Regions from separate parts of the Homo sapiens genome. Here region 2 is linked to region 1. A link is an interaction called in ENCODE POLR2A ChIA-PET data of the cell type or tissue named here. Cell type or tissue: OCI-LY7. All regions are shown on one strand. Links, peaks and the distances in the headings refer to the core of each region. The heading gives the core; the rest is flanking DNA.

The links. Peaks named below come from ENCODE experiments on the same cell type or tissue, not always from the same donor. Only the 100,000 strongest peaks of a DNase experiment are listed, where the experiment ranks them.
Region 2: POLR2A ChIA-PET joins it to region 1 with 11 read pairs; 2 of 35 experiments call an interaction of 5 or more read pairs at or near these places.

Annotation. Positions count from the first base shown.
Region 1 is chr10:114,019,119-114,031,453 of GRCh38, forward strand. It overlaps LOC105378492 (a long non-coding RNA gene), which reads left to right. Exons shown (of 3, transcript XR_946332.1): 3 at 3,387-3,577. LOC105378493 (a long non-coding RNA gene) reads left to right here and starts at 8,235. Exons shown (of 3, transcript XR_946333.3): 1 at 8,235-8,493; 2 at 8,585-8,715; 3 at 11,709-12,259. RefSeq lists enhancers at 5,648-5,987, 7,008-8,207, 7,259-7,368 and a silencer at 7,639-7,688. In OCI-LY7, for the core only: no CTCF peak of the experiment used is centred there; DNase peaks (open chromatin) are centred at 5,723 and 6,373; H3K4me3 peaks cover 1,423 bases; H3K27ac peaks cover 2,313 bases.
Region 2 is chr10:114,835,757-114,848,091 of GRCh38, forward strand. FHIP2A (FHF complex subunit HOOK interacting protein 2A) reads left to right here. Exons shown (of 17, transcript NM_020940.4): 5 at 368-490; 6 at 7,177-7,470; 7 at 7,985-8,181; 8 at 9,611-9,725; 9 at 10,257-10,333; 10 at 10,419-10,611; 11 at 10,803-10,972; 12 at 11,334-11,477. Among named protein-coding and RNA genes, the nearest start is that of FHIP2A, 20 kb to the left of the region's middle. In OCI-LY7, for the core only: no CTCF peak of the experiment used is centred there; no DNase peak of the experiment used is centred there.

The DNA.
Region 1 (12,335 bases), core at 1,870-9,869:
AATAAATGAGTGCACATTTGCTTTATGAAGTTGGGCTTTTTCTGTTAGCTAAAACAAGGAGAGAAAATTCTTCTCAAGAACCATTTAGGTGACTGCCCCCTCTCCAGCCACCCACCTCTGCTGAGCCACAGAGGCCTAGATTCTTCAACACACAGGATTTTTCTCTTTTTTGAGACAGGGTCTCACTCTGTCACCCATATTTAGTAGAGAAAGAGTTTTGCTATGTTGCCCAGGCTCGTCTCAGACTCCTGGGCTCAAGCCATCTGCCTGCCTAGGCCTCCCAAGGTGCTGGGATTACAGCATCAGCCACCGCACCTGCCAACACACAGAATTTTTCATTGAGATGATAGTGCTCCAAGTCCTGATGCAAACAGACTAACCAGGGCTCCAGAGCGGTTGGGTCACCTATATCACTAAGTAGGCCCTCCCCTGAACCTTTATATCCCCCGCCATCAACTCCCATACAATCCTCTTGTTCTCTGTTCCTCCTAGATAGTAAGCATTGTCCTCTGTTCCTTATCCCGAAATATTACTATTTTAGTGAAACTTTTTGAAATTGCAGGATGCAACCTATTTGTGGGTGGTAAAATCAGTTCAGTGGGTTGCAATCAACTATTTTTTAAAATGAGATAGAAAATAATATTGAATCACACACAGTAATGTGAAGTATCATTTTATGAAACTTTTATCTCAGTTACATATGTACAGGTAATATGTACTTTTTACTGTGAGTCTCAGTCAAAAATACTTAAAAAACTGACTTGGGTATCTGTACAGAACCAGTTATGATCATGTCTGATTTCTTTTTATATGTACTATAGCACCTAGCACCCTGCCTTAACACAGAGAAAATGTCCACTAAATATTTATGGAATAAACAGGAATGAATGAATTAATGAATGCACAAATGGATAAAGTACATGAAGTATTTCAAGAGTGAGAAAGCAGATATGGTAAGGTAGAAAAAAGTAAGACTGTCTTTGGGAAAATTTCTTTTACTTTTGGGGAAAGCTTGCTCATTTCAAGGCTCTAAGGTCCTGTTCATCTTGCATAACTGAAGTTTTGATTGGACAAAATATCCACTTGATAATTTCCTACTTCCCAATGTAGTTTATATTGCATGAAACTAATATAACAGTCTTTCAGAACTAGTGTAGTGACATGCATAACAAGATTGGAAGTAGATAATTTTCCATTTTAATGTTAGTGTCATGTCTTACTTAAAATTATCAGTGACAGTGGACGTGTTGGTAAAAAAAGGAAACAAGCTAAACATCCATCCACTGAGAAATGGATTAACAAAGTGGTCCATCCATGCAATGGAACTACTCAGTGATAAAAAGCGATGAAGTATTGATACATGAAACAACATGGATGAACTTTGAAAACATTATCCTAAGTGAAAGAAGCCAAACACAAAAGACAGCATATTGTATGATCCCATTCATAAGAGCTTTATAAACAAAAGGCGGATCAATGGTTGCTTGGGCCGGCGAGTGAGAGTGGGGATTGACTGCAAACAAGCCAAGTGATGTGGTTTGGCTGTGTCCCCACTCAAATCTCATCTTGAATTGTAACTTCCATAATTCCCATGTGTTGTAGGAGGGATCCAGTGGGAGATAATTGAATCATGGTGGAAGTTTCCCCCATACTGTTCTTGTGGTAGTGAATAAGTCTCAGGAGATCTAATGGTTTTGTAAAGGGTTTTCCCTTTTGCTTGATTCTCATTCTGTTTCTTGCCTGCTGCCATGTAAGGTGTCTTTTGCCTCCCGCCACGATTGTGAGGCCTCCCCAGCCATGTGGAACTGTGAGTCCATTAAATCTCTTTTTCTTTATAAATTACCCAGTCTCGGGTGTGTCTTTATCAGCAGCATGAGAACGGATGAATACTCCAAAGGAGGGAATGTTTTGAGGTATTGGAAGTTTTCTAAAACTGAATTGTAGTGATGGTTGTATGGTTGTACAAATGGACACATTTTCTGAAACTTATTTAACTGTGCACTTACAGTGCATGAATTTTCTGCTATGTAGATTATACCTCAATGAAACTGTTAAAAATAATTACAGATGCTTTGAAATGCCTTCTGGCAGTACAGGAGAAAGTTTCCCTTCTACTTCACAGTTGTGGATTTATTTTTTGGAAAACTGGACTTCTCTAAAAAGTCAGACCATTATGTAACCTGGCCGCTTCCCCCTTTTCCAGGAACGCGGGCAGAACATCAATGTCTGTCTATCTGCCTGCTGGTCAGCTTCCTTATGAGGAGGCACAATACCAACTGGCAAGCAGGGCCTTGCTGGTCATTTGCCCACTCACTCAGCAATGGGGATGCCAGGGGGGAAATAATTCCTTTGAAGCCCTTTCTATACTGTTGTGCTCCTCAGCAGACAGGATGTAGGGTCTTTCCTATGCTGCCAAAATCAGCAGCAATTGTCAAAAGAAAACACCAGACCAGTACAATAAATGTGAGGGATTTTTCTCACCAAATAACTCATTTCACTTTGAAAGTACAAAGCAGTTACATTTCTAACCTTGCAACTTGAAATCATACAGCTATTCAAAGCTAATGATCAAGGCAGGCAGCATTTTGAAGAAACAATTGCCATTTTCCTCCTTGCTTGTTCAGATAATGAAGGAATGTGTCTTACACATCTTCTACCCTCTCCTACCCTCCTTCCAAATAGTACCCTGGAACTGTGCTAAGTGCGTACTAAGCTCTGGATAAATACTTGTTGATTTGATTGATTCTTTGTCTACCCTAGTGACAATGGCCAGATTAGAATTGATGGGATGATTCCCGAAAGCTGGGAATGGAACACCCTGTACACTGTGGTCTCAGTAATTTGATTAATGATGATGTGTTTTACAATGATTACTTTCAAATCACAAATCTCCAGAATCCCTCAAATCCAAACTGGGTCTGGAAGGCAGGGGGAAGCTTAACAATATTTTGGCTCTCATCAGTTCATGTCAAAATTACAAACCAATTCCAAGTAGGTGAAAGTTATTATAGCTCACAGTTATATGAAAACCAATTTCAGCATTGCTAATGTTTAAAACAGACAGGTGCTGCGTTCAATTTTTTTTAAATGTCACCAGAGTTTCCACGTGATTTATAATCCTAATTCAAAAAAAGCAAAGCTTATGTGAGTCCTTGGCAAAACGCACAAAATACAAACTAAAATGAACAACAAATGGCAACTCGATATTGAACTGGGAATTACATTTTGTGCTGTTTCATTAACTTTTCCAAGTATTTCTTTCTAAAATGCACTCCTGGCTACCCCCGACACACACACGAGATAAAGGAAGAGTGCACACAGATGGCTCCCGTCCAGGCCACTCAGCGGCTCAAAGTGAATGTGATTCCTGTGTTCTCTCCATGCAGATCGTCAATGATGAAGCATGCAGTAAATAACCCTCCCTCCCTGGAAGTGAAGACAGCCTGTGGGGGAGAACTGGCTCCATTAAAGGCTTCAAGCCACAGGAGTTGTTTTCTCCGGAGATGATGAACGTGGGCTGGAAAAAGAGACAAGAGTCACCTACTTCGTGCAGCTTTTTCCCCCCAAACTGCTAAAAGTCCTTTACCCTCAAATAAAATCATCAAGAGAGAGCTGGAAATGGCATCTCTTGCCACAGATCTGTGTTTTATTGTTATTGTTTTCACATAGTATTTACTTAAAGTCTGCTGTATATCCAGCCCATGTGTAACTCACCAAATTTTGAGCATCTTTTTTTGACTGTGCCTGCCTATCCAGTTCTTTGTAAGATCCTTGAGAAATAGAATTGAGCCTTTTCTTCTTTGTAGCTTTGGCCTCTCAGCCAAGGCCTGGCAAAGAGTGTGCATTCAATTAATGTTGGTTGAATGGATGAATAGAAATGAATGGATGGGTGGGTGGATGGATGGATGGATGGATGGACCAATCAGTCAATAGATCTCCCCATTTTTAAGCTCCTGTGTGTCAAAGTTCCCTGGCATTGAGATTGTCCTATCAATGCACAGCATTAAATTCCTGCCGTCCATCTGTTTCGATGGTAAGCTTGGAGAAATACTTGTGGAAAGAGTTCCTTGCTTCTCTGATGCCACATGTGGAATGCTCTTTGCCAAATGCACTATTTGTCACTGAACACCACTCTTCCTGATATCTTATTCCATTTATAGATTCTGGCTCTGGAGTGCAAGATTTTATTTTTTGAATTAAAATGTGATAAGAGACCTTTCAGTTCCCAGAGTTTCTTCTCTTGTCTGTAGGTCAGAAGTTATTGGCTAGAGTCCCAGTATCTCCCTTGAGCTACCGCATGCGTCTGCTGACCAAATCTTCTTAGCCTTCAAACCAAATGATGTCATTCTTTATGGTGCATTTTTCTAACAGATTTACACTGACGTACACACACATACTTTTAATTTCCCACTGCTTACAGAACTCGCAAACAAGTGAGCAAGTTGTAATTCTACATGGTGAGCGCCTCACATAAATTTTTTGGTGACAATGTGGATGATAAATGTTGGCTTTTATCGAGCTGACTACTGGTAGCTGTATGGTTTTGTGGCATATTATATAATGTGATATGCAATCACTGATGGAAAGATGTCTCTTAGAGATATAGCACTTATAACACAAATTTTTATGATAATAAATACTATTTATTAAGTATCAAATGCCAGGCACCTTGCAAGAATCCTACATACATTGGCTCATTCATTCCACATTATAGTCCTAGGAAGGAAGAAATGTCTTTTCCATTCTGCTGATGAAATAACCAAATATCAGAAGACATATAACTAGCAAGTGGCAAGTTAGGACTTATACCCAGATCCAGCCTCTGTTCCTTCTATTTCACCACATGGGTTATATTGTTTTCAGAAAAACATGTTTCTCTTGCTTATTTATTTTGCTTATTACACAGGACATTGTGGTACTGTTCATGAACTAAAAGCCATGCTCGGAGTGATTGTGGTTTTGAGAAAGAAAGAGAGAGAGAGATAGAAAGAGAAGGAAGGAAGGAAAGAAGGAGAGAAAGAAAGAAGAAAGAAAGAAAGAGAAAGAAAAGAAAGAAAGAAAGAAGGAAGGAAGGAAAGAAAGGAAAGAAAGAAAGAAAGAAAGAGAAAGAAAGAAAGAGAAAGAAAGAAAGAAAGAAAGAAAGAAAGAAAGAAAGAAAGAAAGAAAGAAAGAAAGAGTAGCTGTAGTCCCAGCTACTTGGGAGGCTGAGGCAGGAGAATGGTGTGAACCTGGGAGGCAGAGCTTGCAGTGAGCAGAGATCGCACGCCACTGCACTCCAGCCTGGGTGACAGTGCGAGACTCCATTTCACAAAAAAAAAAAAAAAAAAGAAAGAGAGAAAAAGGAAGGAAGGAAGAAAGAAAGAGAAAGAAAGAAAGAAAGAAAGAAAGAAAGAAAGAAAGAAAGAAAGACCAAATGTGTATATTTTCTTCAACTTCAGTACAATGTAGCTCCTCAAAAAAAAAAAATCCTTAATTTTTCAGTGCCGATTTCCACAACATGCATATTCACACGAACTCTGGCATGAGTCTTGTTGATTGCTTCCAGAGCAACATGCTTTGTCCCAAATTACAAGGAAACCACGAAACAATACTGCACAAGGCTGGAGGGATAGGACATCACCACACTTGAAAGTCACATTTGCCAATATTGGAGCATCTACAATGAGAACACAGGGCACTCGTACAGCCCCTGTGCTTGGTTTTTGCTTTATGGAGTTTGCAACCCAGTGGCAAACAGGAAGCTGGCAGCAGGAATCTGAAGGTCAAGAAGCTGCCTTTTTTTGGCATATATTCTCCCTCTCCACTTCTTTACAGCTAGTGCAGCCATGACCCTCTAAAGAACATGTCTGTTCTTGTCTCCGGGGTGTTGTGGTGATGTTGTGGTGATGTCGAGGTGCTGAGATGGCTTTGGGGCTCAGCCGAAGGTCAGCCTTTATCGAATTTCGCTTCATGGCCCAATAGGCACAGAGCTTGTGGTTTACACTCTATCTCTGTGAGCACCCAAGGCCAAAGCAGGCTGCCCAAGACGGAGAAGAGAAGAACACCCCATGGCCCAGCAGTTCAAGCCACCCAGGGCAGCCACCTCCATGGCAGGGACACTCCAGTGCCTCCCTCTTCACCTACCCCCACAACACACACACATGCCCCATGCACGTTCCTCCTGTCTCCCATCGGAGTCCCTATTCCCTTAGCCCCACATTTTCTTCAGTCATTCAGAAATGTTCATCTCAAAATGCAGCAAGTAATTTCTTCCTGATGAACTGCTCCTTCTCTACCCCACCCTGTAACCCCCGCCCTGAGGTAATTTCCTAATTCTCTTTGACAAGACAGTTTACTCTTGACAAGGATTAGAGGTTATTTTTAACCTAAACCGCACACAAGGAAATGATGCAATAATTTCTTTGAGCTGGCTGAATGCTTCCTCTTTTTTGGTCTTCGAATTAATATGATTCTGAACTTTAAGTTGTTTCTGGCCTTTTTGAGCAATTTCGTAATCACAGAATAAAGTCCACGTCTTCCAATTTAAAATCCTTGCTCGTAGTGATCTTTTCCTGAATGATTGGCATTTTTATCCAATGTAGACTCTGATGTTAAAAATCAGAATGATGTTGATTTACCAGAGGTTCTCCTGAAGATCTTTTGGATCCCAAGTGATCTCCTTTACTGTCTTTATCCCTCTCACAAAATCTGCTCAAATACTGGAAAAAAGATGATCAACTCTGCCACCTGGGGCCATCCAACTGTCCTCTGTTCCTCTGATTTCTTGACTAAGACATTCTGTGAAGCACACGTACATTCCTTTTTTTTTTTTTTTTCCGAGACGGAGTCTTGCTCTGTCACCCAGGCTGCAGTGCAGTGGCGTGATCTCAGCTCGCTACAACCTCTGCCTCCCAGGTTCAAGCAATTCTCCTGCCGCAGCCTCCTGACTAGCTGGGATTACAGGTACATGCAACCACGCCGAGCTAAATTTCTTTCTGTATTTTTTAGTACAGACGGGGTTTCACCACGTTGGCCAGGCTGGTCTCAAACTCCCGACCTCGTGATCCACCCGCCTCTGCCTCCCAAAGTGCTGGTATTACAGGCCTGAGCCACCATGCCCAGCCGCACATAAACATTTTTTAATCCATCACTTATTTTTAAAAAATATTTGTGTATTTAAGTCCATATGTCTATATCAGGGTTTCTCAACCTCAGCACTATTGACATTTGGGGCCAGATAATTCTTTGTGGGGCATCCTATGCATCATAGGATGTGGGGCAGTATCCCTGGCCTCTACTAACTAGATGCCAGTAGCAGCCCCCTCTCCAGTTTCAACACCTAAAAATGTCCCCAGACATGGCCAAATGTCTGCCAGGGAGACAAAAATGCCCCCAGTTGAGAAACACTGGCCCTCATACTGCTTTAAATGACAAGTTCCTTTTGGACAGGGACTAACCTAATTTGTACAGACTTCAGCACAACAGAAAGGTGCTTAGAGAAGGCAGTTCTATGGTGATCACAGTCAGTAAGCATGCAACAAGAATTGTTGACTCACATCTAGAAAAACAGAAAACGTAAGCACATGATCAAGTAAATAGTGGGTACTGTGTCTCATTCAGCCTTCCGTTCTTGTCAATAAGAGTAAAACAACAGTGCTTAGCTCTCCTGTGTGAACCTCCCAGAGGAACTGAAAATTTGAAAGATGGAGTTCATTTCCTTGTAATTAAACTGTTCCCATAAAATAAGGTAAGAGGCAGGTAAAGGGAAATCCCCCACAGCAGTGTGAATGGTTATAATCTTCATGGAGAAGAGCCCACGCTGGGATGCACATTCTTTCACAATTACTGTACTGTTCTTCCAGGCCGGGAATTCGGGGCGGCACCACATCCTCTTGCAGGATCTGCCCCTTGTAAAAGCACTTCAAATATTTTTCATGAGTGAAAAGTCAAAAGATAGATATGAACTGATATATCGTTAGAATTGCTGCTGTTATTCAACCACTCAAATAGTATTAAACCTCTGGATCTGGCAAACAAAACCTGCTAGATGATCCCTTTATAGGCCTCTCTCTAGGCAAAAGAACAAAACCTTTTATCAGTTAATCTAATGAATTACATGGGTTATTTTTATTCTATTCATAAGAGACAAGGCGTGTAAGTCTTGCTTGTTCTTACATCCATTGGATAACAATTCCATTAAGCAAATATTTATTTAAACTAAGGGTATGGCAGTCTAGCCTGACAGTTATCAGACATCAAAGTGGAAATGCTCAAATGAGTAAAAAATCAGGCTCTGCCCTTGGAGAACTTAGAGTTCTGATTTCTATAACAATTTGGTTGTGCATTTGTAGTCAATCCCCAAATATATTTGCTTTTGAGTACCTGAAAGCCTAATGCTTGCTGCAAGCTCTGGAAGAGGTTTTAAAAATCCAGTGATCATTCAAAGGCGTGAGCAACTCCAGGTGATGAAGTGACGGAGAAAGAGTTTACGGAGACATGGCTTTTGAAGTGAGGGTGGGTGTTCAAAACAACATGAATGATGAGGTTTTATTTCCCCCGATTTTAAAATTAATACATGTTTCTTGTTTTTAAAAAATATATGCAGGAAAAAAGAAAAGCCTGAGGAAAAGAAGATTTCTCGTAAGCAGTGGAAAAGTTGAGCAAAAATGCAGGACCTGGCCTGCTAGGGGTGACAGAACCTGTGGCGGACCCCGTGGAGCTACGGAGAAACATGAGGTGGGGGTCTGAATGCCAGATCTAATCAGGAGGGCAGTGGGCAGCCATGGATGGCTGAGTGTTCTGGGCATGGCTCATTTCATGCTCATAACAACCCTGTGAGGTTGCAAGGGGTCTGATCAACCTTCAGATGCAGAGGTGGAGGATTTAAGGTGTGCAGTAACTTGCCCAAGGTCATGCAGCTAGCAGATGGGAGGAGTGGGCACTCCAAAACCCCGTGCCCCTCAAACAAAGTGGGAATTGAGGGGGGCAAACCAAGGATTGCAAAGGTATAGCTGCAGAAAGTGTGCCTTTGACGCAATAGAATGGTGATGTCATGGATTTAAAAAATCCAGATCCAGAAAAAGGATCTGACTTGCTTTGTGGATAAAAGACTACTTTACAACCCAGAGACATCCACGTGGAGTAGGTGGCTCAGCAGTGCTCATTGGTGGAAGGCACTTTCATTGGCCTTCAGGTACCCAGCATGGCCTGCCACTGATAAGACACCACCTGAGTCAGGTCAGGATCCCTTTAGGTGATTTGAGCTGCTCTTTTTGTACTTTTCGAGGAGATTTTATGCAACTGGCCCATCCCAACTGTTCTGGACTGTCTGGTTTGAAAGCCAGCCTGCTCACCAGGGGAAGCCCCAGCCTATGTCTGAGTGCTTCAGTGCTACCTGGGAGGCTCCAGGATGGAGTCCCAGGCCTACCTCACCTGGGTAGACCCAGGCCTCACACCAAGAAAGAACCTTCCCACAATAGTCAAATGGTGGAAGGAACGCAAATGTCCATCAACTGATGAATGGATACACAAAATGTGCGTGTGTGTGTGTGTGTGTGTAATGCACTACTATTCAACCATGAAAAGGAATGGTGTACTGATTACTGATACATGCTACAATCTGGATGAACCTTGTAAACATTACGCTAAATGAATTATTTCATTTACACGAAACATCCAGAATAAGAAAATCCACAGACAGACTTGCTATTGGTAAAATATCAATGGATAACATCAAATTTACCATTAAAACCATCATTAAGTATACAATCAGTGGTGTTTAGGACATCCACAGGGTCATGCAACCATCACCACTTTCCAGAACATTCTCATCACCCCCAAAGGAAACCCCTCACCCACTGAGCATTCATTCCTCATTCCTTCCTTCCCCCAGCCCCTTGCAATGACTAATCTACTATCTCTATGGATGTGCTTATTCACTTTAAAATGGTGAGTTTTATGTTATTTGTAATTTACTGCATTAAAAAAATAAGCAATGGGATTGGATGAGGTGGATGAAGAAAAGGATCCCAGATTGAGGATTTGTGCACTCCAAGGTTTAGAGGCCAGCCAATAAAGAAGGTTCAAAAGAAGGAACTCATCAAATAGGAGGAAAACCAGGAAAGTTGCTGCCCCAGAACTCAAGTGAGAAACAGTTTCAAGGAGAGTAGAGTGACTATCTTTGTCAGAGTGAATTTTGTGTGGTTCAGGTAGATACAGTCATGTTCACCTACACAGGAGGGGACCATTTCACACTCTTGACCAGCAATGCATGAACAGGCTCAGCTCCCAACAATCTTGCCAATACAGTATCCTCAAAATGCTTGCCAATCTCAAAAGTGAGAAATGGATCTCAGTGTTGTTTTCTCTTGCAGTTCCTTTATTGAGAGTGACGCTGAGCATCTTTTCAAATGTTGAAGGGCCATTTATCTTCCTTTGGCTGTGAACTATCTGTTCATGGACTTTGCCCATTTTCTGTTGAGCTATTCATCTATTTATTTTTAATTTCTAGGAACACTTCAAATATCAGAGAGTTGGTTCTCTGTCCCCTGGCATCTGCTTCTTGAAACTCTTCTCTTTGTTTCCACAAGAGCACTCTCTCCTAGGTCTTCTCTCACCTCCCAGTATCTCACCTCCACATTTTGGAATTTTTTTTCTTTTGGGCGTGTGGGTTGCTCTTCTCCTTTGTACCTTTTAAGGCTGGTGTCCCCTGTCTTTGACTGTCTTTCTTCTCTACACACTCTTCAGCATCCTTCCCCTCCCACCTCTTCCTCCACCGCAATTCTAATTACAACTGTGTGCTCAACTACCAAACCTATATGGAACAGGATGTTAAAATAAGACTTTCTGACGTTGCAGTCTGAGCTGAGACCCCAAAGCTAAGAAAAGGAGTGTTAGGTGCCCACACATTCTAAAGAGAGGTGCTAGACCTTCCATGCAGACACCGCAGAGGGTGACCCAAAAAAAAAAAAACAACCCTGCCCAAGGACCCTATAGCCTCATCCTTAGAGTCTTAAAAGAGGCTTGGGTATTAATCCTGGAGTTCCTGCAGGGTAGAGTTGCAGGGGTGCCATGGCTCCTCCCAGCCACCCCCACACCAAGCAGGGGGCTTGAAAAGAATCTTTGGCGAGCCTGGCCTGTGTCTTATGATGTTGAGGGGACAGAGAGTTTCGTACCTGACTCACGCTTTAAAACCTGTGAAGGTGAGAAGCTGGGTTTGCTTCCTGGGCAGCAGAGGGGTGAGAAAGAGCCCAAGGGGAATGAGCACAGCTCCCAGCTATGCTGTTCCTGGAGGTGTGTCGTCCAGTGAACGATCATTTTCTGAGCTGGGCACAGTGGGTCACTCCTGTAACCCTAGCAACTCAGGAGGCTGAGGCTGGAGGATCACTTGAGGCCAGGAGTTTGAGACCAGCCTGCGTGACATAGCAACACCCTGTCTCTACAAAATAATAATAATAATAATACAAAAATTAGTTAAGCATGGTGCTGTGTGACTGTAGTTCCAGCTACTCAGGAGGCTAAGATGGGATAATTGTGGTTGAGGCTGCAATGAGCCAAGGTCGCACCACTGCACTCCAGCCTGAGCACCAGAGGGAGACCCCGTCTCAAAAAAAAAAAAAAAAAAAAAAAAAAAAAAAAAAAACAAACAAACAAACAAAACCTCTTGGTCACAAAAATTTGGAACAAAAAATCTTGAAGGTACTAAAAGGACATAATTGGTGATTTTGCAGGAAGCTGAGAAGCAGACTCCTTGACATGGCAACAGTAGAAATGAGGAGATGCCAAAGAGACAGAATCTGGTAACTCTTGAAGAGCCAGCCTGTAAGTGTTCATGGACAACATCCTTATAAATGAAGTTTTTGCAAAAGATAGGCATAGACAAAAATTCATGTGGTGCCGTGGGACAGGATTCACTGAAGATTTTTAATATCAGTTGAATTTGGATCTTAGTTTCAAATAAGTAAGCTGTTTCAAATAAGGAGAAAATAAAATGAGGTCTTCTTTTTGATGACAAGCTCTGACTTTGGAATCACACAGACCTGGGCTGGGAGTCGTGCTCCGCCGTTTGCTAGGTTGTGACACATTGGATAAATCGCTCAACTTCTGTAAGCCTCAATTTCCTCCTTTAGAAAGTAAAAATAATATCTGACAAGACTATTACAAGAATTACATGAGATGTTGTGAACAACGCCCTTCACACAGGGTCTGGTGCTTAGTCATTGGTTGTAAAAGAGAATGTGACATTGATCTATGTCTCCATTAAATGGTGTAGGAAAGAATACATATTGTCCTATGAGTCCATTCAAGTTTTTAATTTTGGTCATTTGGTTTGTTGCTTTCTGGTGAATGCTACCTAC
Region 2 (12,335 bases), core at 2,782-10,781, 820 kb after region 1:
AGTTAGCAAATACTTGAGCTTTCTTTATGCATCACATAGCATTAAGTGTATTTACAGTGTACTTACAGTCTTTCTGATTCTCTTTAAAATTTTATACATGAATTTTCCTTGGATTTTACTTCCATGACATCTGAAGGAGAATTTATTATATAACTCGTTAATTATTTATGGTAATGAACTTGAAAATTTTACCACTAGTAAGTTTATTTTGATATAGATAATTATAAATATCATTAGTGTTCTGATTAATGCAGGATATTTGCATTATATGAAAAATTTAAATATCCTTAAGGTAAATGAATGGTTATTTTACAAATTTGTAAAAAGTAGCCTAAGTTTAAAAAGTTAAAAACAATTGTTTTCACAGAAATTAATTAGACTCTGTGGTGAAGTCCTAGCAACACCAACAGAAAATGAAGAGATTCAGTTTCTTTGCATTGTGTGTGCGAAGCTGAAACAGGACCCCTACCTGGTTAACTTTTTCCTAGAGGTATGATACACTTTTTATCAACTTTCAAACTGTAGTTATATTAAGATCATTATGAAAATTGAATTATGTGAATAATATTAGAAGGAGCTCTGTTTTGCAGGTTATTAGCTTGTTTTACTTCCCAGAATTATTTTTCCTTTAATATCACTATTTTATTCTCCTGGGAGAAAAGAATTTCAAAGAATGCAGTTGAGCCAGATATATGAGGTGGTACAGGGACTGGACAGATACAAAGTCATGGCTTAAAAGAGGACAGCTTGAAGGTTGAATCAGAGATAGACAAGTCACAGAAGTTGATATGCTATCATATTTTCAGCCAAGCTTGCCCTAGTATGTAACATGGGAAATCTGGCCTGGGATAAGGATGGCATGTGCAGATTTGGACAAGATGGAAAAAAGCACGAGTTATCTCTCCATCCTCATAGCAGTTGGGATTGCTGTAGTATTTTGTACTGTTTTGATAGCCATAGTCACCAAATCATAGTTTATTTAAATCAAGTGATATTTTGGATTTTACTCCTAGATTTAAAGTAAAAAATATATTTTTGTACTTTTTGCCTTCATTCACTTCTTTTTTTCAGCAGTGAAGTCATTTTGGAATATTTTAGAAAAAATGATTATGTTGTTTTTGTCCTTGTTTGTAATTTATTTTTATTTTTATTTTTACTTTTTTGAGGCAGGGTCTTGCTTTGTAGCCCAGGCTGGAGTATGGGGGCGTGACCATTGGTCACTGCAGCCTTAACCTCTCTGGTTCAAGTGATCCTCTTACCTTAGCCTACCAAGTAGCTGGGACTACAGGTGTGCACCACCACACCTGGCTAATTTTTTAAGTTTTTTTGTAGAGACAGTGTCTCCCTGTGTTGTCCGGGCTGGTCTGGAACTCCTGAGCTCAAGTGATCCTCCTGCCTCGGCCTCCCAAAGTTCTGGTATTATAGGTGTGAGCCACCACACCTGGCCTTCTTTTGTTTTTTAAAAAATATTTTTCTGGCCAGGCGCGATGGCTCACACCTGTAATCCCAGCATTTTGGGAGGCTGGTGCAGGTGGATCAGTTGAGGTCAGGAGTTCGAGATCAGCCTGACCAACATCGTGAAACCCCGTCTCTGCTAAAAATACAAACCTTAGCTGGGTGTGGTAGTGCACGCCTGGAATCCCACTTATTTGAGAGGCTGAGGCAGGAGAATCCCTTGAACCCGGGAGGTGGAGGTTGCAGTGAGCCAAGATTGCAACACTGCACTCCAGCCTGGGCAACAGTGTGAGACTCCGTCTCAAATAATACAAAATACATAAATAAATTTTTCTTTTTCTTTTTTTGGATTAAGATATAAGTTACATACAATAGAATTCACTCGTTTCAGTCTGCATTCTGTGAGCTTGATGAACACAGTTGTGTTACCACCACAATCAAGATGTGCAACAGCTCTGTCACACTACCCCATGATCCTCTGTAGTCATCCCTTCTCCACCCCTACGCCCTAGCAGTCACTGATCTATTTTCCATCCCAATAGTTTTCTCTTTCCCAAAAAGTCATAGCAATGTAATTAGCCTTTTGATTCTGGCTTTTAAAATTAGCTTATTGCATTTGAGATTCATCCATGATTTTGTTCCTTTATGTTGTTGAGTACTATACCATTGTATGGATGTACCACAGTTGTTTATCCATACACCAGTGAGGGACTTCTGGGTTGTTTCTAGTTTTTTACAATTGTTAATGAAACCACTAAGAACATCACACACAGATTTTTGCGTGGATTTAGGTTTTCATGTCACTTGGATAAATACCTAGGGTAGGATCACCAGATCATATGGTAAGTGTGTATTTATTTTCATAAGAAACCGCCAAACTGTTTCCCAAGTGGCTTTGTCATTTTGCATCCCATCAACAGTGTACGTGAGCTCCTGTTGCTCCGTGTTGTCGTCAGCACTGGATGTTGTTAGGTCTTTGTTTGTTTTGTTATTTTTAAATGTTAACCACTCCAATAGATGGGTTTGTTTTCTATTTTACATTACTAAGTAAATTAGGATTCTATTCTGGACTCTTAACTCGAATTAGGTAAGCAGTTAAGCTGTAAAATTTCATGAATTTAAATTTCTAGGTGGTGGTAAGGACTACGCATGCCCTTAACACTCATCATGCGCATCGTGTGTTGTTCGTGATGTGCGTTATATTTTGTATCATCTTTTGCAAATTTGCTTCAAAAGGGCTGGAACAGTCTTATGATTTTGGATTTCTAAAGATTTATAATGATATTAGAATTTTTTTTTTAGTTGTTTGTGTACTTATGAGAAATATCTCAGTTTTGCTGAGATTTTTCTTCTCAAGGTTCATTTTTGCTAAAGCTTTCTTAGATAACCTTAGTGTACTTGGAATGCATGTATTTTTTTCCCCAAACTTAAGCCTGGAGAATTTCTTTCTCAAAAATTTCTGAAACTTGTTTTCTAAGTGCATAGCATAGATCAGAAGCAGACGAAATATGTAGGCTTATGTATGTTCATGGTGAGGTACACTGTATGTACCTGTCTTCGGAAAAACATTTACATTTAAACCTCACTACAGAGAACACCCCTCAGAATTAGTGACACATCTGCTTTGTGCAGTGTTTTTATGACATATTTCTCCAAAGCCTGAGGTGGTAGGTGTCTGCATTTTTTTAACGAATAGGACTATTCATATGTGTTTAATGTCAGTTACTACAGTCCCCCAGCACTGGTTATTTAAGTGCATTTTATTTTCTCCTGCTAGTCAGTATGTTCCTTGAGGACAAGGATTCTGTCTCATTAATCTTGGGTCCCCACAGCTTCTCTAGAATCTAGCATAATGCATAGGAACTGCTCAGTTAACACTAAATGAATGAATCTTTAGGGAGACGCAGCGTTTTGTTTTTGTTTTTCCTTTTTTTTTGAGATAGTCTGACTGTGTCACCCAGGCCGTAGTGCAGTGGTGCAATCTCGGCTCACTGCAGCCTCTGCCTCCCAGTTCAAACGATTCTCATGCTTCAGCCTCCCAAGTAGCTGGGATTACAGGTGCGCACCACCACGCCCGGCTAATTTTTGTATTTTTAGTAGAGATGGGGTTTCACCATGTTGGCCAGGCTGGTCTCAAACTCCCAACCTCAGGTGATCCACCCACCTCAGCCTCCCAAAGTGCCAGGATTATAGGCATTAGCCACCATGGCCAGCCAGAAATGCAGTTTTATTACTTATAAGTATAGATAAGAACAAAAGTGCTTTGCAGTTCTCAAGCATGTATTCCCTGAAATGTCATCTTTCTCTATTCATTACTGTCAGCCAATATTTGCATCTACTATTGGTTAAATATATATGGTAGATGAGTTAGAAACAGTCTTTGCCGGCCGGGCGCGGTGGCTCATGCCTGTAATCCCAGCACTTTGGTAGGCTGAGGCGGGCAGATCATAAGGTCAGGAGATCAATCAAGATCATCCTGGCTAACACAGTGAAACCCCTTCTCTACTAAAAATACAAAAAATCAGTCGGGCTTGGTGGCCCATGCCTATAGTCCCAGCTACTCAGGAGGCTGAGGCAGGAGAATTGCTTGAACCCAGGAGGCAGAGGTAGCAGTAAGCCAAGATCACGCCACTGCACTTCAGCCTGGGCGACAGAGCGAGACTCTGTCTCAAAAAAAAAAAAAAAAAAAAGAAAAGAAACAGTCTTTGTCCTAAAGGAGTTTACAGTCTGGTGAAGACAGTAAATGAATGTTCAGATACTGTAATCTAAAGTAGAGTAAGGTGAGAATCAAAGGAAAGATACAAAGTAAATTCCTTAAGTACTTACAGGATGGAGAGATTCATCAGCTCTAGGTCATCAAGAAAGTCTTCCTGGAAGAGGTCATCTTTGAAATGAGGCTGGGCGCGGTGATTCACACCTGTAATCCTAGCACTTTGGGAGGCTGAGGCAAGCAGATTGCTTGAGCCCAGGAGTTCGAGATCAGCCTGAGCAACATAGCAAGACCTCATCTCTATAAAAAATAAATAAATACAGACAAATGAGCCTTGACATGTTTAGAGTGGGTGAACATAAGGAATGAAGATGTAAAAGTTTGTGGTGTGTTCAGGAAACAGTATAATTAAGATGTGTGGCAAGAAGCACCTGAACAGATAGACTAAGTATTGTCAAAGGCTTTGAATGACAAGGTGAAGAGTTTATTCTTACTTGTAGATACTGGGGAGCCATTAACTATTTTTGAGCAGGGATGTTATTATGTGATGGTATCTGTGCCTTAAGTTAAATTGGCAGCAGCCTTTTATATGGCAGATTCTTTGAGAGGAGAGATAAAATCAGGGAAACTAATTTGGAAACTGATGGAGTAACCCAGGCAAGAAGTAACAAGGACTACGACCAAGTTGGAAGCAGTGGGTTGGAATGAAATGCGTAACTTCAGACTAGAGGTAGGCTCTATATGGCCTTGTAACTGCTCAGATGCAGAAGCTGGGAAAGGATGATTTGAATGCTGGAATTCCTGAACCAATAAGGCTGCTGCTAGTAGAAAAACAGGGGCCCCAAGGGAGCTGATTTTGAGGGGAAGATGATAATTTTGGTTCCGGATGCTTTGAGTCATCATGATTTCCTGATGGAGATAATTAGCAGGTATTCGGTATTGCAAATCTTTGATTTGGGAGGGAAGTTTAAGTTTAAGAGATTTAGAAGCTATGTGTGTGACTATGTTGTGGGTACTGATGAGATCCCTAAAACAGAAGGGGAACAGTTTTAGTAGGAACCAAAGTGTTAAAGCCACAGTTCCTCATCACCTAGGAAATTTTTCTAAAATGCACATTCCTTGGCTCCACCTCCAGATATTCAACAGGTCCGGATGGGACCCAGGAATCTGCATTTTTATCAAGCCCCACAGAAGACCAGGATACCAACAATCTTGAGTCTTACTTTGAGAAACATTGATTGAAGGACAGAGTGCTATACTAACATCCTTCCTCTTGCTGTTCTTATTTGAGACGCCTCTCCCAACAATATTACTAGTATTTTAAATTGAATGAAATGTTTTACTTTCATAAAGAGTATGATATGCCATTGGTTTTTTTTTTTTTTTTTTGAGGTGGAGTCTTGCTCTGTTGCCCAGGCTGGAGTGCAGTGGCATGATCTCGGCTCACTGCAACCTCTGCCTCCCAGATTCAAGTGATTATTCTGCCTCAGCCTCCCTGGTAGCTGGGATTGCAGGCACATGCCACCACGCCCAGCTAATTTTTGTATTTTTAGTAGAGACAGGGTTTACCATGTTGGCCAGGCTGGTCTCGAACTCCTGACCTCAAGTGATCCGCCTGCCTCAGCCTCTCAAAGTGCTGGGATGTGAGCCACTGCACCCGGCCAATATGCCATTGATTTTGTTGGAAATTGGCAAATTGTTTGGAGTATTCATTGAGTCCCATAGAGTTGTTTGCTTTTAATAAATATGTTCTGTGAACTCAATTTCTCAAGAAGATTGGTCTAACCTATACTTTTAACAGCAATAAAAGTGATTTATAATTAGTATAATATAACTTTGGAAGTAGAACCCTGAATTCATTCAGCCTTTAATATGTTTCTATGATGATAGGCCCTGGGAGAAGTTAGTTTATGGTGAATTTTAACCTACTTGTGTAATCTGATTTCTGCTCTTATGTTCAAATGGAAAGCAAGATACTTTTGCCTTGAAGCTAACAATTTGCTAATTTGCTTCAGTTAAGAGTCTTTTTGTGTTTTGGTATGTGGATTGGGGGAGGGAGCACCAGCATTTCAAGCAAATCTTATTTCTATCCTAAAGACACTGGTAAAAATGTCCCCTGAGTAGTTTCTTGGGTTCTCTTTTTTTAAATTTTTTTGAGACAGGGTCTTGCTCTGTGCCCAGGCTGGAGTGCAGTGGCATGATCACAGCTCACCACAGCTTCAACCTCCCAGGCTCAAGCAATATTCCTGCCTCACTCAGCCTCCCAAGGCCTAGGACCATAGGTGCAAGCCACCACACCCAGCTTATTTTATTTTATTTTTTTAGTAGAGACATGATCTCACTATGTTGCCCCATCTAGTCTCGAATTCCTGGGCTCAAGTGATCCTCCTGCCCCGGCCTCCCAAAGTGCTGGTATTACAGGCATGGGTCACTGTGCCCAGCTTCTTGCGTTCTTATAGAGTAGAGGTTTAAGGAAAAACTTAGAAAAGATGCTTATATATTTGAGAGAATTTGGGGGCTTTTGTGGAAACCTTCAGTCTAATGCTGGTAACTTTTGAACTTTAAAATATTTTTATTTGTAAGTTTGTACTTCCTTCCCTGCAAACCACCCCCCCCACCCTATGATCTTATAAGAATTAACATTGAGACTATGTAGTTACAGTAGTCCAGTGATGAGAAAAAAGTTAACTGCAATTGAAACCTCCTGAAACTTTTTTCCTCACTAACATTAGTTGTTTTAAGCAGTAGTCAAATTATCAGTAATACTGTTCATTGCTTATGGTCAGTGTAAAACATTTTGTAGTTAGTATGAGGAGTGTGATAAACTCCTATGCAATGGTAAAATCATTCTAAAACACAGTTTGTTAAAAGTCAGAATATTTTCATGTGACATAACATCTATTGCTACTTTGGCTAGGCATGTGGAATGTTATAGAAAAATCCATTAAAATATTATTTTTGGCTTAAAAAGTTATTGATGTGAATTTTATAAAACATATATTCCTTTTCAGAATAAGATGAAATCATTGGCTTCCAAAGGAGTACCAAATGTAATTTCAGAAGATACATTAAAAGGTCAGGATTCCTTGTCAACAGATACAGGACAGTCCCGTCAACCAGAGGAACTATCTGGTGCTACTGGAATGGAGCAAACAGAATTGGAAGATGAGCCTCCTCATCAGATGGATCACCTGTCCACAAGCTTGGATAACCTCAGTGTCACCTCACTGCCAGAGGCCTCGGTTGTTTGTCCAAATCAGGATTACAATTTAGTGAATTCTTTGTTAAATCTTACTAGAAGTCCTGTGAGTTATGGTCCTTACTTTTTCCCCCCTAACATTATTTCAATAATGTGTATTTATTTATTTTTTTAATTTTAATTTTTAATTTATTTTTTTTTTTGAGATGGAGTCTTGCTGTGTTGTCCAGGCTGGAGTACAGTGGTGCGATCTTGGCTCACTGCAACCTCCGCCTCTGGGTTCAAGCGATTCTCCTGCCTCAGCCTCCCTAGTAGCTGGGATTACAGGTGCACGCCACCACGCCAGCTAATTTTTGTATTTTTAGTAGAGATGGGGTTTCACCATGTTGACCAGGCTGGTCTCAAACTCCTGACCTCAGCTGATCCACCCGCCTTGGCCTCCCAAAATGCTGGGATTACAGGTGTGAAGCTCCACAGTTGGCCAATAATATGCATTTAAAATAGACAAAAATCTATTTTTCTTTTAGTGTGAAACATTAAATCCTTTTATGTTGAATGTTTTCAAACAACCTGATGTATATACAATTCAAGAATTGAAGGGGGATTTTTTTTTCCTTTAGGATGGCAGAATAGCTGTGAAGGCATGTGAAGGCTTGATGCTGTTAGTAAGTTTGCCAGAGCCTGCGGCTGCAAAGTGCCTTACACAGAGCACTTGCTTGTGTGAACTACTGACAGACAGACTTGCCTCCCTGTACAAGGCCCTACCTCAGTCAGTGGATCCGTTAGATATTGAAACCGTGGAAGCAATTAACTGGGGGTAAGCACCGTTACTTGTATTTTCCCATAAAGGTGACTTCTTAACACCTACATTTTAAAATCCATTTCTATTTTGCAATGGTAGAAGTCTTTGAAAAATTGAACACCACTAGTGATCATTAAATGGGAATATTTTCTTGAAGCTTGTATTAATCAGTGGTAATGAATTGGTGTGGGAACAATCCAGCTGTTACATAGTTAAGATATTTTTATTTTGTCCATTTTACTGATCAATTTTTAAGGGCTTACATTAAAATCAATAATTTTAACTGATTATTAAAAACAAAAAACCCTCAAAGAAGGAATCTCCTTTTAAAATAATTTCCACAGCCTCTAGAGCAGTCTAATCTGTCTCCTGGCCTGTTTGTACAGAATCTCTTCTACCTCATTCTTTCACCTCTTCTTCCTACCTTTTAGACTCCCCAACTTGATTATCATAGGGAAATATGATTATTGCAGAACGTTTATAAATTATTAAAAAGTATAAAGCAGCATAAACAAGTTGCCCATAGTCCCACCACCTGTAAGCAGCCTAAGGTTTTGACATAATCACCTTTTATTGTATTTCTCTGTATTTTTAACGTGTCTTTCTTTTTTCCACTCTATTTTCTGTCAACATCTATAGGGCAGACCCACTTGTTAACATTATGACTGTATTGCATTTTAGGGCAGGAAGAGAAGTAGTCCACTCGCTATTTCTGTTTGTAGATCCCCATTTACCGTTCTTTTCTTCCATCCCAGCAGCTGAGAACCTCCATCTTTTCGTTGATGTTACTTGGTAACATTTAGGGCAGGAGTATGAGGAGCTATCCCAGTGTTTTTTCTCCTGCAGCTCCACTGTTTTTTTGTTTGTTTGTTTTTTCTTTGAGACGGAGTCTTGCTCCGTCGCCCAGGCTGGAGTGCAGTGAAGCAATCTTGGCTTACCGCAACCTCCGTCTCCCAGGTTCAAGTGATTCCCGTGCCTCAGCTTCCCAAGTAGCTGGGATTACAGGCATGAGCCACCATGCCCAGCTAATTTTTTTTTTTTTTTTTGTATTTTTAGTAGAGAGAGAGAGAGAGTTTCATCATATTGGCCAGGCTGGTCTCGAACTCCTGACCTCAAGTGATCCACCCACCCACGCACGTTGGCCTCCCAAAGTGCTGGTATTACAGGCATGAGCCACCACACCTGGCCTCCTGCAGTTCCATTCTGCTTTAACCTCTCTTCTCCTACTTAATACGTGAAAATTATTTACAGCTCTTATTTAAAAGATTTTCTCTTATCTTTGGTTTCTTTTACAGAATCCTCTTCTCACTGTCCTCCAGCATTTCCTGTGTGAATGTACCATACTATCTGAGTGTGTTCATGTGCCTTCATTTTTCCATACATTCTGAATAGGGTCCATGCTTTTGGATAACTTTGGACTTAGCAATTCTTCCTTGTCTTACAGCTTGGACTCATATAGTCATAAAGAAGATGCTTCAGCATTTCCAGGAAAACGAGCCTTAATTTCATTTCTTTCCTGGTTTGATTATTGTGATCAGCTCATTAAGGAAGCCCAAAAGGTTTGTAATTTTTTATTGTTTTTTGATCATTTTAAGATATAAATATCTATTAAGTGAAATTGGAATCCCTAATTTATATCCCAAATACATTTTAATTGTCTTAGAATACCATGGTTAGTAAAATAAGTAAACAAAAAAGTGTATATGTGTTTGTATGTGTGTATTACAATTCCAGAATAAATCAAAGTTCAAGTTCTGCCCTTTTATATTTCCTTAAATATTATGGTACAGTACTTTACAAAGTAACACTGATTTCCCTTCAGTCCTGCTCTTTGGTGAGATGTTAATACTATATGGACATTGGAATAATTTTTCATCCTATTCCTCTTATTCTTGGAAATTTAGAAAAAAGTGTAAATGACCCAGTAGCCAACATCTAATCTAGATTTATATGCCACCAATAAGAGGGTCATTAGGCAAGTTTTGTCTTTCCACATTAATTCAGTTGGGAGTCCAAACTGATTTATTGATGTTACAAATTAGTCTTTCTTTTATATTAAAAAAAAAAATGATGTTCCTACTATATTCTAGACTGCTGCTGTTGCTCTTGCCAAAGCTGTTCATGAAAGATTTTTCATTGGTGTTATGGAACCTCAATTAATGCAAACGTGAGTAGCCTGTTTTCTTTTGAAAAAAACCGCATCACTGTGTCATGTTATTTTTGCCCACTGACTACCTGTTCATTGTGCTCAGTTCTGAGATGGGTATTCTCACATCCACTGCTCTGCTTCATCGCATCGTTCGGCAAGTGACCTCTGATGTTTTGCTTCAAGAAATGGTGTTTTTTATCCTTGGAGAACAGAGGGAACCAGAAACTCTGGCAGAAATCAGCAGACATCCTTTAAGGCATAGGTTAATTGAACATTGTGATCACATATCTGATGAGGTAAGCTACGTAATGATTTAGAATTGGACTTAGATTCTTTGAAATACGGTTTTAATGTATTATACTTCAGATATTTTCAATACAACCTCTTTTATTGGCTTTAGAAATTGAAAGCATGACTCACAAGATGGTAAGAAGAGTAACTTATGTAAAGACATTTTTCAGTTAGCTTTTATCAATTTTGGTTTCAGATAAGCATAATGACATTACGAATGTTTGAACATCTTTTACAAAAACCCAATGAGCACATTCTTTACAACTTGGTCTTGAGAAATCTTGAAGAAAGAAATTATACAGAATATAAACCTTTGTGCCCAGAAGATAAAGATGTGGTAGAAAATGGATTGATAGCAGGAGCAGTGTAAGTTTCCATCCAACTCCGTGAGTTCAGCATTTCATGTAGAGATAGAACTTTCTCTCTCCTCTTATCTACCTCCCTTATCCTCAAAAGAAATACCTCTTACAGTTTAAAAGTTCTTAAAAGTAAAATTAGATGCATTGATACTACCATCCTTTTACATTACAAATAATATTGTGTATTCATTAGACCCAATAACAAAATAGTATAGAATGTTAATTTGCCTAGAAAATATACATAATTCCTTAATCCTTTATATTAGCAAAATTATGTAACATTTTCTAAGAACATAGCAGAGAATCTTTTGGTTTAGAAAATGTCATAATAAAATAGTGCTTTTTATGTGTCATTAAATTTAACTTAGAGATCTGGAAGAAGATCCATTATTTACTGACATTTCACCAGAAAACACTTTGCCAAACCAAGAGTGGCTTAGTTCTTCACCTCCTGCTACTCCAGACCACCCCAAAAATGATGGAAAAACTGAAGTTCATAAAATTGTAAATAGGTGAGTTGCTATATAAAATTTGACTTCCATCTCTCTTGTTTTTTGTTTTTGTTTATTAGTATTATTATTTTTTGAGATGGAGTCTTGCTCTGTTGCCCACGCTGGAGTGCAGTGGCACGATCTCTGCTCACTGCAACCTCCGCCTCCTGGGTTTAAGCGATTCTCCTGCCCCAGCCTCCCAAGTAGCTGGGATTACAGGCTCCTGCCACGTCACCCAGCTAATTTTTGTATTTTCAGTAGAGACAGGGTCTCACCATGTTGGTTAGGCTGGTCTCAAACTCCTGACCTCAAGTGATCGGCCCGCCTCGGCCTCCCAAAGTGTATAACATGTAAGAGCTCTGCTCTTAGGTGGTTACAGAAATCTCTTATGAACTTGATCTTCTTTAAAGATTATGTCAGTTTTTTGGTCTTGCTTATGTAACAAGTGCCAGGCTGCGGGCAACACTTGATACTAAGAGAAAAGCTCTACTTAATATTAACTGTGGTTAAATGAACCCTCAAAGTTCCCTCCCCCACCTTTTTTTTTTTTTTGAGACAGAGTCTCACTGTGTCGCCCAGGCTGGAGTGCAGTGGCATGATCCCTGCTCACTGCAACTTCCGTCTCCCGGGTTCAAGCGATTCTCCTGCCTCAGGCTCCTGAGTAGCTGGGATTACAGTCGCATGGCTACTACGACTTGACCTCCCAGAGTGCTGGGATTACAGGCATGAGCCACCATGCTGAGTCATCCCATTTTTAAAAAATATAAATGGTTTAATTTTAAGTAATTCCCAATTGTAACAACATTGAGAATTGCTGGTTTGATAAGATGTACTTATTAAACATGTGTGCTAAGTGTTGGGCTATTCCTTTTTGTTAGT